2 separate regions of the Homo sapiens genome follow, and region 1 is linked to region 2. A link is an interaction called in ENCODE POLR2A ChIA-PET data of the cell type or tissue named here. Cell type or tissue: OCI-LY7. All regions are shown on one strand.

Region 1 (8,000 bases), 830 kb before region 2:
CGAGGGCAATGGAATGCATCATCTCATGTAATCCCCACAAGCCTTGTGAGCTTGATGCCATCATTATTCTAACTTTACAGACGAGGTAACTTACGGTTAGACATTGGAGACTTAAGATAAATAGCTAAATGTTACACAGCTAATAAGTTGCAGAGCTTGGATTTTAACCCGGAACTCTCTAATTCTAGGGCCTATCCTGCCCATTCATTTATACCTCTAACAGACATTAACAAAAGACAGAGATTACAAGTTCAGCACAATATAAAGAATTTTCCAGCAACCAGCTGTTCAGAAATGTAGACGGGGAGAGGCACGTGCTTCCAATGATTATGAGTGTTCATTCCAGTGGAAACGTGGTGGCCACCTGTCAGGGATAGAGGAGGAAGAAGCTTGTGCCAGATGAACCCCTAACCCGCTTTTGATTACATCTGGGATTTTGCTTCATTGTACATATGTTTTCTTCCTTCAGTGACCATGAAAGACACCAGGTTGACAGCACTGGAAACTGAAGTACCAGTTGTCGCTAGAACAGGTAAGCTATAACCAGGCCAGTGGTTAGAGGAAGATGGGAGGGAATTATCTTGCCCATGGTCGTGCATTCAGGGATTTAACATTTACAGTTTTAGCTACTTGCCAGGAACTGGACCATCTATGGCATGAAGGGATTAGTCACATTACTGATGATTATTAGTTGCTTGTATTCAGTGCCTGACACTGTGCAAAGCGCATTATATGCGTTACTTTCTTCTTCACAGCCACGCTTTTGGTGTTTCCCCATTTTACAGGTGAGGATTCGGGTTCAAACATGTCAATTTTCCTAAAGATGCATAGCTGGTACTTAGTGGACTCAATTCAGCTCTGTTTAGCAGCAAAGTTTGGTTGTGACCACTTCATTCAATTAAAGCCTGTGTGCTGGCACAAGTCATTTAACTAGTGCAGACGTTCTTAACCCTGGCTGCACCTGAGAAATCTGCATGGGTTTATAAAAACAAACCAAATGTGATGTCCGGATTCCATCCCTTAGTTAACCTGCTCCAGAGTTTCTGTAAGCTCTCCAGGTGATTCTGATGTACATCCTGGGCTGAGAACCCTTGAGCTGGTGAGTGAGCATTTGCATCTTAACATGGCTATATCTGTTGCTTTAAATTAATTTTGGGGGATAAATTATATGCTATAGTAGTTTTTAGGAATTGGATGATCCTGTCTCAGAATATATCCTTCATAAATGTTGAGGCGCCGGCATTTCCACGGATGGAATTTCCTCTTAGTGACTTAACTGATCACTGAACTGTAATTTTGGTTTAGCAGTAATAGTGCCAAGCGCAACAGAGCTGTGTATAGGAAGGGTGTAGGGAAGACGGGAGGTGCTTGGTCTGCTGTCTTTGTACATGGACAGCTCTGTGACTCATGCCGAGGCTCAGTGGTTGCTGTTTAGTGTATTCTGTCACTGTCTGCCTCACCTCTGTCGTAGGAATTGTAAAATAAGGTAGGGATTTTTGTCTTACAGCTCTACATTGGTTCATAAGTAGGGTCTTGATACAAATTGTAGACTGTCGAAAGTTAAGTATTGTTCTCAAGTAGGGAAAGTTTTCTGAGTTTGATTTTTCATTTTCAGTGTTTTTGTGTATACTTCATACTGTTCCTTTTTTAGAAGTCCACTGTATATGAATTTGAACCCAAAGTCAAATGGTTAAGTGTTCAGATCATTGAGGTCCCCAAGCTAAATATCACCATCATAAAATGTAAATTCTGGGATACAAAAGTAAATCTCAAATTTTATTAAACATTTTTCACGATAGTAATTGTATTGCATTTTAGTAGTCAGATTTTAGAAGTTTGGAATTTTAATATAGGAAAAATACTTTGTGGGCACTACCGGCTGCTAGGTTACTCCTGTGGTCACTATGTCACATGTGTAGTATCATCTCAACTGGCACACAGCGTCATTGGTAACATTTTTGGACAAAGCAGAATTCAGGAAAGTTTCTGGTAGATGGTTTTCTGGAAGGAACCTTGTACCTGGGATTCATAGCTTGGCAAGCCTCAAAGATCCTTACTCTTCAATTACTAAAAATTGTTGGCCGCCTTTAGCAATTATTCTTATTTTGAAACAAAAAAAACCCCAGCTTTTAATAGCATTTTTCTTTTTTCATGGGGTACTCTTGTTTATACTTTTGTCCTCATTTTTAAGACATTTTTGGCCAGGTGTGGTGGCTCACACCCGTAATCCCAGCACTTTGGGAGGCCAAGGTGGGAGGATCACATGAGGTCAGGAGTTCGAGACCAGCCTGGCCAACATGGTAAAACCCCATCTCTACGAAAAATACAAAAATTAGCCAGGCATGGTGGTGTGCGCCTATAATCTCAGCTACTCGGGAGGCTGAGGCAGGAGAATCACTTGAACCCAGGAGATGGAGGTTGCAGTGGGCCAAGATTGTGCCATTGCACTGCAGCCTGAGTGATGGAGCGAGACTCTGTCTCAATTAAAAACAAACAAAACACCAAAGCCAAAGCCAGACAGCCACCAGATTTTGGCTGAGTATAGAGACTGAAACTGAACTTTGGCAGATCCCTGCTTTCCATGTTTTTTGAGATCATAAGTATCATTGGATCAAATCTGGCTACTAGTTGTATAGTTTAAACTTAGTTCAAGGTTTCTCATGAATTACAAAGTATCTTTTATTGAAAAGTGATGACTGAGAACCTCCCTGCTGCTTTAGATTGGGTGGTCAGGGGAGGCCCATCAGATATCTGCGAGACCGTCAGCTGTGCAAGGATGTGGGAGAAGAGTGTTTCATGCATAGAGGGAACAGCAAGTGCAAAGGCCTTGAGCAAGAAAGAACCAGTATTCCTGTGTTTGGGAAGACTGGGACTAGAGCAGAGGAATGAAGAGGCAGAGGGGGGTTGGGAGGTTAATAACTGGCTGGATCTTATGAGGCCTTGTAGGCTACTCATGAGTTTCATAAGTTCCATAATGTTATTGGCTCTTATTAATTCCATGGGAAGCCATTGGATGATTTTAAACAGAGGAGTGAGATTCTGATGTTTATATCTCAATGTCTCTTGTGGTTATTTGGAGGCAAATGAATTTTGTAGGGTAGCATGAATACAAGCAAGGAGAGTAGTGAGGGGGGCTGCTGCTCCCTTGTCTCTGAGAGATGATGCGGGCTTCGACTGAGGTGATAGCAAAGGGTTTGCTGATGGATTAGATGTGGTGGTGGGGGTGGTGAAAGAGTCAAGGAGTCACCTGGGTGTTTGCTTTAGACTGATGGTAGTGCCTTTTACTGAGATCCAGAAGATGGCAGAGTGATGGATTTTGGAGTGGAGATTGGCCTTGAAGGTCATGCCCTCTGAATATGACTAGCATCATCTACAGCACTGTACTGTGCACTGTATGTGGCCACTAAAGATAATATTAAACTAAATGGAATATTGCTTTAGCATGTACGATACAGAAATCCATTCACCCAGTTGCTGTCTTTTAACTTCTCCTGTATGGCTATTTTCTATGGTGAGTTACTTCCAAAATGGAAAAGAGACTTATGGCTAGAGACTTTTGTGGCTAACACACTGATGCTTCCTTGTGTCTGTGGTGCTAATCTTTAATTGACTTTTCTCAGCCAGTCTTCTATAGGCTGTAAAGTGTGTTTAACATGTGTATATTTCATCCACCACTACCACCACCCCTGACTGAGTCCATGTAGGGCTGGTTTCTTCCCCTTTTTTGTACACATATTGAACCATGTCTTTTTTTCTGCTATAAAACATTTAATTCTTCATTGCACTGGCTAAATCTGTTTTACCTGCTTAACACCTTGCACTTACTGTAGACCCTCAAATGTTTGAATGTGCTTAAAAAGGAGATATTCTAGTTGTGGGACTGATTCCAAAAGCTATGATTTAACTCTTAGGAGGGCTTTTTAGAATGTCAAAAATGCTTGAACTTGAGCCACTTATGCGAAGAATCTCACATAAAACCCAATGTTTATATTTTTCCTGGAGATTAAAAACTATGGTAAACAGTAGAATTTTGGAAGGCAGCTATGCTCACCACTATACCACCAACGCGGCCGACAGTAGGATTTTGGAACCAGAGAGAAAAACTTGTTGCCAAAACGTGTTTCTAATGTGTTTTAGAATAAAACCTTACTTTGCAAATGGAAAAACAAGCTAGGTGGCCCAAGCTGATTAGCCCACACTATCGCCAAGTTGACTGGATGGGCGCCATCTTTGTTTAAAATTGAGCTCATGTCACTCCGGGCTCTGGGGCTGCCTGCATTTGGAGGACCAGATATGACATTATCGTCTTCTGACTACACAGAAGGCAAACTCAGAGTCTCCCTAGACAAATAGTAGGTAAGTAACAATTTTATTGAAACAAAACCAAACTTAGGGACAAGATACTTTTAAATTTATGAACAACATTCTTTGTCACTAATTGAGAATCATTTGTGATTTACCTGAAGCAGAAATCAATGTGGGGGTTAGCTAGACAAGTGTGCCATTAAAAAGTCATCTTGAAAGTGGTGGCCCAAAGATTTTTACTGGTATTTTTTATGATAATATACAGGTACTATGCAGCGAGTGTTTATATGTACCTGATACCATACTAATCGCTTTTTGGTTTTGAACTTTTACGGTAGAATCTTACCAACGGTGGTCTCACATTTTGGAGCCCTTTGAAATTAACTTCCTATGTGATTTACTTGTAAGATTTTTATTTATAGATATGAGTCAGCAACTTCCTATATCATGGTATCAAAAAGGCATTTAGACATTTTAATTGATTTTTCTGATAAATGAACTTCTAACTTACTAAGAGCCAAAATCAGTGAATGTCACAAGATTGTAATTAAATAAGAATATAGATGATAGCAAGTTAATACCTGGCAGTTTTTGGGGTCATGGCTAATTTAAATTTGGCATTCTTGCAGAAGGAGCTTATCTCTCTCTTTTTTTTTTTTTTTTTTTTTTTTTGAGGCAGAGTCTTGCTTTGTTGCCCAGGCTAGAGTGCAGTGGCATGACCTTGACTCACTGCAACCTCCGTCTCCCAGGCTCAAGTGATTCTCCTGCCTCAGCCTCCTGAGTAGGTGGGACTACAGGCACACGCCACCACACCAGCTAATTTTTGTATTTTTAGTAGAGACGGGGCTTCACCATGTTGGCCAGGTTGGTCTCGAACTCTTGACCTTAGGTGATCTGCCTGCCTCGGCCTCCCATTATGCTGGGATTACAAGCGTGAGCCACCATGCCTGGCCTCAGCCACTACATCCGGCCTCAGCTTAACTCTTTAGTTGGATTTTTCTTTATCATAGTGTTTCTCAAAAATAATTTGTGTCTCACTTTAAGAATTACCTGGAGTGCTTATTAAAATATAGATTCCTGAGCCCAAAATACAGTTTTGGAAGGGGCCCAGGTATTGCATTTCTAGCAAGTATCCCAGGTGGTTTCGATGCACATTGAAGCTTAAGAACTGCTACTTACACTTACTGAAAGAAAAGGAAGTGTTATCCTTTTTGGGCATGCATATCCCCATGTGTAAAATAAGGATGATACCTGCTCACACCACATCACATCACATCACAGACTTGCTGTGATGATCAAAACCACAGGTTAGCTTAGTGTGACACTTAAGGGCTTGGGGCTTTGGAGTCGGGCATACCTAGCTTCCAATATCAGTTTTTCTCCTCTGGTTTTGCCTCTTGCTAGCTTTGTGACCCAGAACAAATGGCTTGATCTCCATTCTGCTCCCTGTACAATGGGGACAAAAGTGCCAATTACATGGTGGTCATATTAGGAGTATATACAATGATGTTTGTGAAAGGTGTACAGTGCTTATGAATGATAACTGTTGTTACTTGTTTTAACAAATATAGCCTCAGAGATCAAAGTGGGGGAGAAATCGTAAATGTGTATAGTTACACTTGGGAATGAGCTGCTTTTTGTATATCAAGATAAAGCAGCTGCTCTACTACCATAGAGAGCTTGGGTTTTGAAGGGTGAGTTTTTGAAGATTTGCCCTGATGATCCCATCTATGGATACCTCCCTGTAGCCAGTGGTATTTGGGTGTGCAATTAGATGTCTCAGATGAGAGGTATATGCTAAAACAGAGAAATGATCCCCAGTTTATGCTAGATGTTGGACTTAACAGACTTGTGACCTAACCAGCTATACTAACTCTTAGCCATTGATGAGACTGTCAAGAAGGAAATAGTATGTATTTAGTTCTTTTGCTGAAAAAAGACTGTCTGCTTTTTAGATCAATAATTTGAAATATAAATGTGGTCTTAGCCAAAACCCAAGGTAGAATCAGAAGTAGGAATAAAACTTAGATTTGATCCTATCATTAAGTTGCTGTGACTGGTATCAGTTTTTAAGGTTTCTTTCTGATTGTTATATTTTGTAGAAACCCTCTTCATAAACTCGCCAAAGAATTATTCATACACTTTATCTTCTTTTATCAGCTAAATGTACTCACTGTTTGAATCAGAGAATTCTGGCCAAACTTTCCATTGCATTGAACACGTGCATTAGTTTGTCTTGCAGGTATTTTCTTTTTTTATGGAGAAAAATGGGGCCATTTAGTGACTGTTCATCTTCCTTTTTCTCAGTTTGGTAGTGGCCCCAATGAAGAACCTTCAGAACCTGTAGCACACGTCCTGGAGCCAGCACAGCGCCTTCGAGCGAGAGAATGGCCCAACAAGCAAATGTCGGGGAGCTTCTTGCCATGCTGGACTCCCCCATGCTGGGTGTGCGGGACGACGTGACAGCTGTCTTTAAAGAGAACCTCAATTCTGGTTAGCAAAATAATATCCTTTTTAGCTTATCTTCTAGAAAGAAGAGATTGACTTTAGAGCCACTAGAATCCTGCTGATACATTTTAGTTTTCATCTTCTGAAAAGTTTTTTAAACACCCAAAGAGAGTATCTATATGTGTTTTAAACTTTCAATTATGGAAATACTCAAGTATGCACACACATGAAGTAAGAATCATGCAGTGAACCCCATGAATCCAGTTTCAAATTCTTTCCTCCCTGACTCTCCCACCCTCCAAATATTTTAAAGCAAATTCCAGATGTTGCTTTAACTGTAAATCATATATGTGGTTTTTAATATGAAAAGTGCTTAACCTCTTTTTAATATGAGAAATACAAATTTAAATAGTACCCTTTTTTGCTTACCAGGTTGGCAAAATTAAATATTGAATATAGAAATGGGCACTGTTAGCAGGAATATGAATTGATGTTCAGCCTTTTGGAGCATCAGTCATCAATTTTAAAACACATACCATTTGGGCCATTTATAAGAATCTGTATCTTATTACAGCTTTGAGTGAAATACAGTGAAGAATTGGAAAAACCCAAGTATCCTTCAGTAGGTGAATGGTTAAATTAGTTATGTAGAGCCATGCAGTGGAACACTAGGAGGACGGAAAGAAATGAAATAGGCCATAGATGCTGACGTGGGAAGGTGGTTACAACATACTGTTCAGTGGAAAAAACACACACATGCACAAACTGTGTCTGTGTCTGTGGACATGAGGGCTGTGTGCGTGTGGTTATACAAGTAGAAAAGGGTTTGAAGAGACACACTCTAAACTTAAGGGTGTTTATCTGTGAAGAGTGGGTTGGGAGGCAGGTGGTGAGGAGCACTTTCATTTTTATTTTATGTACTTTTACATAGCCTGAATGTTTAACAGTAGATATGGATTATTTTTTGTAATTAAAAAAGCAATAAAGGGCCAGGTGTGGCGGCTCACGCCTGTAATCCCAGCACTTGGGGAGGCCGAGGCGGGCGGATCACAAGGTCAGGAGATTGAGACCATGTTGGCCAATGTGGTGAAACCCCATCTCTAGTAAAAATACAAAAATTAGCCAGGCGTGGTGGCAGGTGCCTGTAATCCCAGCTAGCTACTTGGGAGGCTGAGGCACGAGAATTGCTTGAACCCAGGAGGCAGAGGTTGCAGTGAGCTGAGATTGTGCCACTGCACTCCAGCCTG
Region 2 (8,000 bases):
TAGAGATGGGCTTTTGCCATGTTGCCCAGGCTGGTCTCCAACTCCTGGGCTCAACCTATCCACCCACCTCAGCCTCCCAAGGGGCTGGGATTAAGGGCATGAGGCACTGCATCCAACTACTTTTATATTTTCTACGTTGTCTTTAATAGGTCAATAGAACTCTTATAATCAGGGGAAAATATCCCTTTAAGACAAAAAATAAATCCGTGTGATGGATTTAGGGAGATCCCATGTTTGTGTCTCTTGCCACCTTCGCTGTCTTTCTAACTCCTAGTCTCAGATCTTAACTGCACCTTTCAGTAATTTACCTACTCATCATCTGCCCTGTGACACCCCCTTGGCTATTCACCCCATCCTTCCTCTCAGCTCCCAACTGGGTCTGTGTTTCACTCAGCCCTGGGATGCACTGGACAGGCCATGGCTGTGACATCACAGGTTACATCTGCATGGAGCTAGGTGCATTCTGTTCAGGCAGTCACTGTGATCTGGCTGCCTGATTGATTCATTAGTCTAATGGCAACACATTGCTAGGATGCTAAGTTTTCTCTATTTCCCCAAAATGTTTTGAGGTTTTTCTCCTGACAACTGTGCTCATTGCAGTCATGGTGAAAACAACAAAATGGAAAGGAATTTCATAGGCCACACATCTCTAAATGATGTAGGGAAACATTTGGTTTCTTGTGGCTGTCAACACAATTATACCCACAGAGAAAGAAAATGAAAGGCAAGGCAGAGACAGCTCAATTTGGCTTGGAGAGTGGGGCGAAGACTTGGAAGCTTCATGCCTGGGCAGAGGGATGCCAAGACTTCTTGGGCTGCACAGAGGGCAGAGCGGCCACGAGATACAACAGTGGCAGCAGGTTGTAACACTGACGATGTGCAAATCCTTAGCCAAAGACCTGCCAACTCAACAAAGAGAGCTAAGCTAAGCCCCAGGGAAGGGACGAGGCAGCACGGGGCCTCCAAGGCTGAGCACCTGAAGAGAGCCACCCTCCTCTCCAGCACAGCTGACAATGGTTCCCTGGCCGCCCTTGCAGTTTTGTTTTTTTGTTCCTCTGTAGGGGCTCACAGGAAACAAGAGAACCAAACAACGTATGATTTTAGAAGAGGTAAAATTAAGTTTTCTGGAAGTTCCTTTGGACTATTGATTCCTAAATGGGAAGAAGGGATGCCCCCTTGGGGGAGTATTAGAGTCTTGGAGAGAGCTTTTCTCATCTACTTTCTATCCCCACCTCCCACACATTCTAATTTTGCTGCCTTAGGGAGAAGTGGGCCCCACTGCCAGCTACAGCTACTATTATTGGCGGAAGTGCATTAGTCATTCATTCAGCAACCAGTTAGTGAGCGTTAACCACGTGCAGGCACAGTCCTGGCCCTCAGGTGGACTGGGACGAGACAAAAACATTGGGAGCCCCTGTGGTCTAAACTCGGTGGCAAAGACCAGGTAAACGTTACAACTGAGGTTTTGTTTAACGAAGTTTTCTCTCTTTTTCTGATATTTGTTTTTTAAAAGGCAGAGGAAAAAATATGGAATTCCCACCATTGAATGAGAGCCTCCAACATGCCAGAAGCCATGCTGCTTACGTAATTCTAACAAGAATGTTAAGAGGTAGATGATCTCATGTGATTCTAACAAGAGTGTTTGGAAGTGGATATCCATTTCTCTGTCTCTTCCAGAGGAAAAAGCTAAGGCTCCGTAAAGGTCAATAACTTACTCAAGGTCAAGCAGTGAGTAAAAGACAGAAGCAGGATTGTAACACGGGGGTCTCTGATCCCAAAGCACGGGCAGCACCATCGCCATGCTTTGCACCTCCGGTGGACTGGCCACATCAACATTACTTGGCCGCTTGTTAGAAAGACACCTGCTGAATCATGATTTGCATGTTTAATAAGTATTGAGGTGATTCATTTACACATTCAAATTTGAGAAGCACTGAGCCAGGGAACTCATACCCCCAAACAATCTCACTCACAAACACAGGACATACCTTGGAAATCAAAAAGATTCATTACATGTCTCCATCCTGTCTTCAAGAGTGTTTCTGAAATGCTATAATACAGAAGATTCCCTCCCACCCAGAGTGAGAAAACACTGAAGTGGTAAAAATTTAAAAGGCCGGGTTGGGCTGGGCATGGTGGCTCATGCCTGTAATCCCAGCACTTTGGGAGGCTGAGGCAGGCGGATCACCTGAGGTCAGGAGTTCGAGACCAGCCTGGCCAACATGGTGAAACCCTGTCTCTACTAAAAATACGAAAATTAGCCAGGCGTGGTGGTGCACACCTGTAATCCCAGCTGCTCAGGAGGTTGAGGTAGGAGAATCGCTTGAACTCGGAAGGCAGAGGTTGCAGTGAGCTGAGACCACACAGCTGCACTCCAGCCTGGGCAACAAGACGGAAACTCTGTCTCAAAAAACAAAATTTAAAAAATTTAAAAAATTAAACGTCCAGGTTGCCTTCAGGGCATGCTGATGTGCCCTATAGTACCCTCGTGTGCTATTCAGGCTGCTTAGAGATTTGAGGGTCAGTGTGCGAGGGGAAGGGGAAATTTGTATTTACAAAATTGGTGGCTGAGGCTGAATGCTCAGTTCCACAGTGGAAGGAAGAGGGGGCCTGTTTTTAGGAAGGAAGTAGCAGCAGTTCTTTTTTTATTTTTCTCCTGAGACAAGGTCTCACTTTGTTGCCCAAGCTGAGTGCAATGGTGTGATCACAGCTCACTGCAGCCTCAACCTCCTGGACTCAAGTGGTCCTCCCACTTCAGGCTCCCAAGTAGCTAGGACTACAGGTGCACACCACCACACCTGGCTAATTTTTAATTTTTTTTTACAGACAGGGTCTCACTATGTTGCCCAGGCTCGTCTTGAGCTCCTGGATGCAAGCAATCCTCCCACTTCAGCCTCCCAAAGTGCTGGGATTACAGGCATGAGCCACCATGCCCAGCCCGCAATTTTAATATAATTGGTCAAACGTCCTTTTTCCCTTCCCTTCTCAGAGGTGCCAGTGCAGAGCTGCTGGCTTCGTGTGGGTCTAAAACCGCTCAGCTCAATTCTGGAGTTCAAAGACACCATTAATTAACTCAGAAATCATTGACACGAGGCTACTCCCAGGTTATGCTAATCTGGTGAAATCTGTAAACCCTATAACCTTACAGGAAGTCAGAGCTGCCACTGGCCCACTCAGCAGCACCTTTGTGCCAGTGAGCAAAAGGTGCTCCTCGCCCCCCCGCCCCCCAACCAGGTAGATGCAGCCCCAAACCATGTTGTTGGAATTGGTGCTGTGGTTCGAATGTGTCCGCTCCAAAATTCAGGTGTTGCTAGTGTGATAGAATTAAGAGAGATGGGGCCTTTAAGAGGTGATTAGGCCATGAGGGGTCCTCCCTTGTGAATGGGATTAAGGCTCTTACTAAAGAGGCTTCACACAGCCTTCAGCTCCCTTGCTCTTCCGCCTTTGCCATGTGAGGACACAGCGTTGCCCCCCACCCTGCCCGGAGGATGCAACAATAAGGTGCCATCTTAAACACAGAGACCAGCCCTCACCAGACAACGGAACCTGCAGGCTCCTAGAACCTCCCAGCCTCCAGAACGTCCAGAGAATGAATTTCTGTTATTTATGAGACACCCAGTCTCAGGTATCATAGTAGCGTTAATCAACTAAGACTTGGTGAATGGACTACAGAGTGGATTTTTGTCACCTGCGCATTTCCACACCCTCAAGGGCACCAATATCGCATGAGAAGCCCCTGTTGCAAGTGGGCCTGTGGCATTCCACCTTTTAAAAAGGTAAAGGGACCCTGAATAAATACATAAGTCATTTAAGGCTTGACAAACAGCTCTTGGAACAAGGGCATGAAAACAGGTGATTCTCAGGGTGATGTGTGGGGTTGAAGAGAGACCCACGGAATCAAGAAAGAAAGAGCCAGGCCAGGCTTGGTGGCTCATGCCTGTAACCCCAGCACTTTGGGAAACTGAGGCAGGCAGCTCACCTGAGAAAGGGAGTTCAAGACCACCCTGGTCAACATGGTGAAAACTAAAAAAAAAAAAAAATTAGCCAGGAGTGGTAGTGGGCACCTGTAATCCCAGCTACACAGGAGGCTCAGGCTGGAGAATAGCTTGAACCTGGGAGGTGGAGGTTGTAGGGAGCCGAGATTGCACCACTGCACTCTCAAGCCTGGGCGACAGAATGAGACTGCATCTCAAAAAAAAAAAAAAAAAAAAAAAGTAAGAACTAGAAGAATCGAGTCAGCTAAGGTCCTATTTTCCAAGGCTCTTCCCCATGTCTAAGAAAATTAATGAAAGACACACCTTTTTGCAAAAACCATAAACTATATGACTTGTGCATGACAAAAAGATGGAGTCCATCCTGCAAATATTTCAGAACTTCCTAGCTAGGTGGGGGTTTGGGGAGCAAAGAAGCTCACAGATGTGTGTTCTTGCCAAGCATATTGCACACAGGTGCTAGGGATGGCCAAGCCCTCAGGGGCTTGAGATACTTGGCCAGTGTTTCCCAAAATGTGTTCCATGGAACTATAATCCCATCCATTGCTTCTTAAAAACAGGTGCAACTGTCAAAAGATATAAACTTCTTTGGGATGTTTACAATGAACATTATTGAGCATTCTTGCCCATTTCCTTTGTTTAATTCAGCATTTTCCAAACATTTGACCCCAGACACACCCTGTCCCCACACCTGCTCTTTAACATGTTACCATCCACCAATGCTAGTTAGTTCCCTACGATGTGGATTTTGATTCTGTGGAGAATCTGGGGAATAAGCTTATTCCTTCTTGGGTTCAAATTAGAGACGTCCGCTGTTCACGGAGCTCCACACTGAATTTCCTTCTCCCTTTGAGAACGTTCATCACTTAAAGTCTACTCTTTCAGTGTTTTGATAGCACATCTCACATGTTTTTTTCCCTTGAAAGCCCAGTACAATTTGATGGTGACCGTCCTTTTTTTTTTTTTTTTTTTGAAACGGAGTCTCGCTCAGTCGCCCAGGCTGAAGTGCAATGGTGCGATCTCAGCTCACTGCAACCTCCGCCTCCCGGGTTCAAGTGATTCTACCGCCTCAGCCTCCTGAGTAGCTGGGATTACAGGCGCCCACCACCACGCCTGGCTCGTTTTTGTGTTTTTGTAGAGATGGGGTTTCACCATATTGGCCAGGCTGGTCCTCAACTCCTGACCTCAGGTGATCCTCCCACCTCGGCCTCCCAAAGTGCTGGGATTACAGGTGTGAGCCACTGCGCCCGGCCATATTTTAAAAGAGGATAGAGGACGCCATCTAGGGTCACCTGCCATTCTCTTGTTCTCAGGCTAGGAGTGACCCATGTTCTTTGAACTCTTCACCACTTTTCTTTGTGACTGTACTGAGCTCCAGGGTGTCAGAGCTGCAGAGCCTGAGTTCTGCCTGGGGTCTTGCTCAAATCCCTCCTACCTCTAGGAACCCAGAAGCCCCACCCAAAGTGACCCTACATGACTTGGGGTGGGGTGTGCCAGGAGTCAGCCCTCTCAGGAGCCACATACCCATTGTTGATGGGAGGCGACATTTTCTTTTGTTCCCCAACCCCCCTGCCAGGAGCCATGCCCCTCTCTTGAGATTTTCTCTGAGTTGGAGACTGAAGCAGAGAGTTGAGGACCTCAGAGGACAGAGGGTGTCTCTGGCTGCCGGAGCAAGCTGAGCCATATTAACATTCCCATTGGGTGTCAGGAGGGTGGGATCCACTCAGGTCCATGTTGCAAGGAAGTTTCTCCATCACCCCCTGCCCCATCTCCCTTCAAGGCTGGAGTGCAGTGACTATTCACAGGCATGATTGTAATGTACTATGTAGCCATGAAGTCCTCCTCTCCACCTCTCCCACCCAGCTCCATCCCAAGAAGCTTCGTCTCTCCCAAGCTGACCCCTTCACCAGGGCCACCAGGCCTGCTGGGAGGACTCTGGCACTGACAGGTGCCTGCCGCTCACAGGGCCTGTCTGCCACCGCACTGTGATGGCTGGGGAGGGTGAGGGTAGAGGGCAGAGGACTTCTTGCCTCACAGGTGCTCCCACAGGTTCGATGTCCTTTGCTGAGGTCATCTCCCTCCTGTGATTTAATGAGGCTGAAGTCAGAGAAAACCCAAAGATGCCAGAGGGGCCGCCTCCTCCCAAAACCCGCCAATGCCTCCTTTTTCAGAGAGGATTTTCTTCCCTTCTCTCCTCCCTTTAAAAAAAAAAAAAAAAAAAAAAAATATATATATATACATATATATATACACATATATATACACACACTATATATACACACACTATATATACACACATATATATACATATGTGTGTATATGTGTGTATATATATGTGTGTGTATGTATATATATATATATATATAGATATATAAAGAAATGCATGTACATAGTTTAAAAAATCAAGTAGCCCTATAAGGTTTATTCTAAAAATAGCCCTACTCACTGGTGCTGATCCCTTGTCCCAGAGGCAGCCACCTTCAACTCTTTTAGCTTTATCTTGATGTTTCAGCTTTAAGCATCATATAATCGACTACCTGCTATAGAAAATGAGGATTTAGTTCTTAGGCACAGGCACACACACGTTTATCTTATCTCACCACCCCAAGATCACAGGTTCTAGTTAAACCAATATTCAGTGTTTACTGTCCTATGACTTGGGAAAATATTATATGCCACTGACTACCCAATGCACTGTGATTGCGTTTTTTGGTACAATTTCATTTTTCTCAGAGTTAGTAATTTTGATGGGTTTTTATATTTTCAATGTAGTTGCTAATTTATCTCTGTCACAACTCTAAAGCTTTTGTTAATATAATTAAAACTTCAGAACCTATTAGTTCTGTGTCTTGCTTTAAGCCCTCTATCCTGGGCTGCAATCAGCCTGGTTGCTGTGCTGGGCCCTGTGCACACCTGTGGTCTGGGTCCTCTGTAATAACATTTACCTCTCTCTTCTGTTGCATCCCCTGTTTCCTGGATTCTCTGTTTTCCACTTTCTTGGTTTACTCTCTCATTTTGATGGAGCACGTCCTCTAGTAGCTTCTTGAGAAAAGATGCATGGAAGGAAAATTCAGTGAGACCAGGCATGTCTGAAACATACTTAGTCCACACTTACACTTGATTGATAAAATTATCAGCTGGAGGCTGAGTGCAGTGGCTCACACCTGTAATCCCAGCACTTTGAGAGGCTGAGGTGGGAGGATAACTTGAGTCCAGGAGTTCAAGACCAGCCTGGGCAACATAGTGAGACCCTATCTCTAAAAGAAAAAAAATTATCAGCTGGACATGGTGGTGCATACTTTTAGTCCCAGCTACTTGAGAGGCTATGGTGGAAGGATAACTTGAGGCCAGAAGTTCAAGCCTGACTAGTGCACTACAGTCGTGCCTGTGAAGAGTCACTGCATTCCAGCCTTGGTAACATAGCAAGGCCCTCTTTCTAAAAATAAAATAAGATTATCAATAAGTTCTAGGTTGGAAATATTTTTCCGCAAGATTATGAAGGCCTGTGCCTTCTTCCAATTTCCAGTGATGATGTTAGAAAGTCCAATGCCTGTGGGCAGATCACCTGAGGTCAGGAGTTCAAGACCAGCCTGGCCAACAAGGCAAAACCCCGTCTCTATTAAAAATATAAAAATTAGCCGGGCACGGTGGCGCATGCCTGTAGTCCTAGCTACTTGGGAAGCTGAGACAGGAGAATTGCTTGAACTTGGGAGGCGGAGGTTGCAGTGAGCCGAGATTGTACCACTGTACCCCAGCCTGGGCGACAGAGCGAGACTCCGTCTCAAAAAAAAAAAAAAAAAAGTCCAGTGCCTGATCCTTGATCTTTTGTGTATGACATTCTGTCTTTGGAAGCTTTTGACATGATTTTACACTGGCACTCTGAAGGCTCTTTAAATCTGGAAATGTTTGCCCTAAAGTTTTGGGAAATTGTCATGTATTATTTTTCTTTGATAACTTCTGCCCCTCTATTTTCTCTCTCTCTATCTCTTTTTTTTTTTTTGACCTGGA

The links. Peaks named below come from ENCODE experiments on the same cell type or tissue, not always from the same donor. Only the 100,000 strongest peaks of a DNase experiment are listed, where the experiment ranks them.
Region 1: POLR2A ChIA-PET joins it to region 2 with 26 read pairs; 2 of 35 experiments call an interaction of 5 or more read pairs at or near these places.

Annotation. Positions count from the first base shown.
Region 1 is chr9:132,927,565-132,935,564 of GRCh38, reverse strand. TSC1 (TSC complex subunit 1) reads left to right here. Exons shown (of 23, transcript NM_000368.5): 2 at 470-532; 3 at 6,613-6,798. The coding sequence starts at 6,693. Among named protein-coding and RNA genes, the nearest start is that of TSC1, 13 kb to the left of the region's middle. In OCI-LY7, no CTCF peak of the experiment used is centred here; no DNase peak of the experiment used is centred here.
Region 2 is chr9:132,102,245-132,110,244 of GRCh38, reverse strand. It overlaps LOC105376302 (a long non-coding RNA gene), which reads right to left and starts at 7,025. Exons shown (of 3, transcript XR_930403.1): 1 at 6,938-7,025; 2 at 6,439-6,532; 3 at 5,663-6,073. In OCI-LY7, no CTCF peak of the experiment used is centred here; no DNase peak of the experiment used is centred here; H3K27ac peaks cover 583 bases.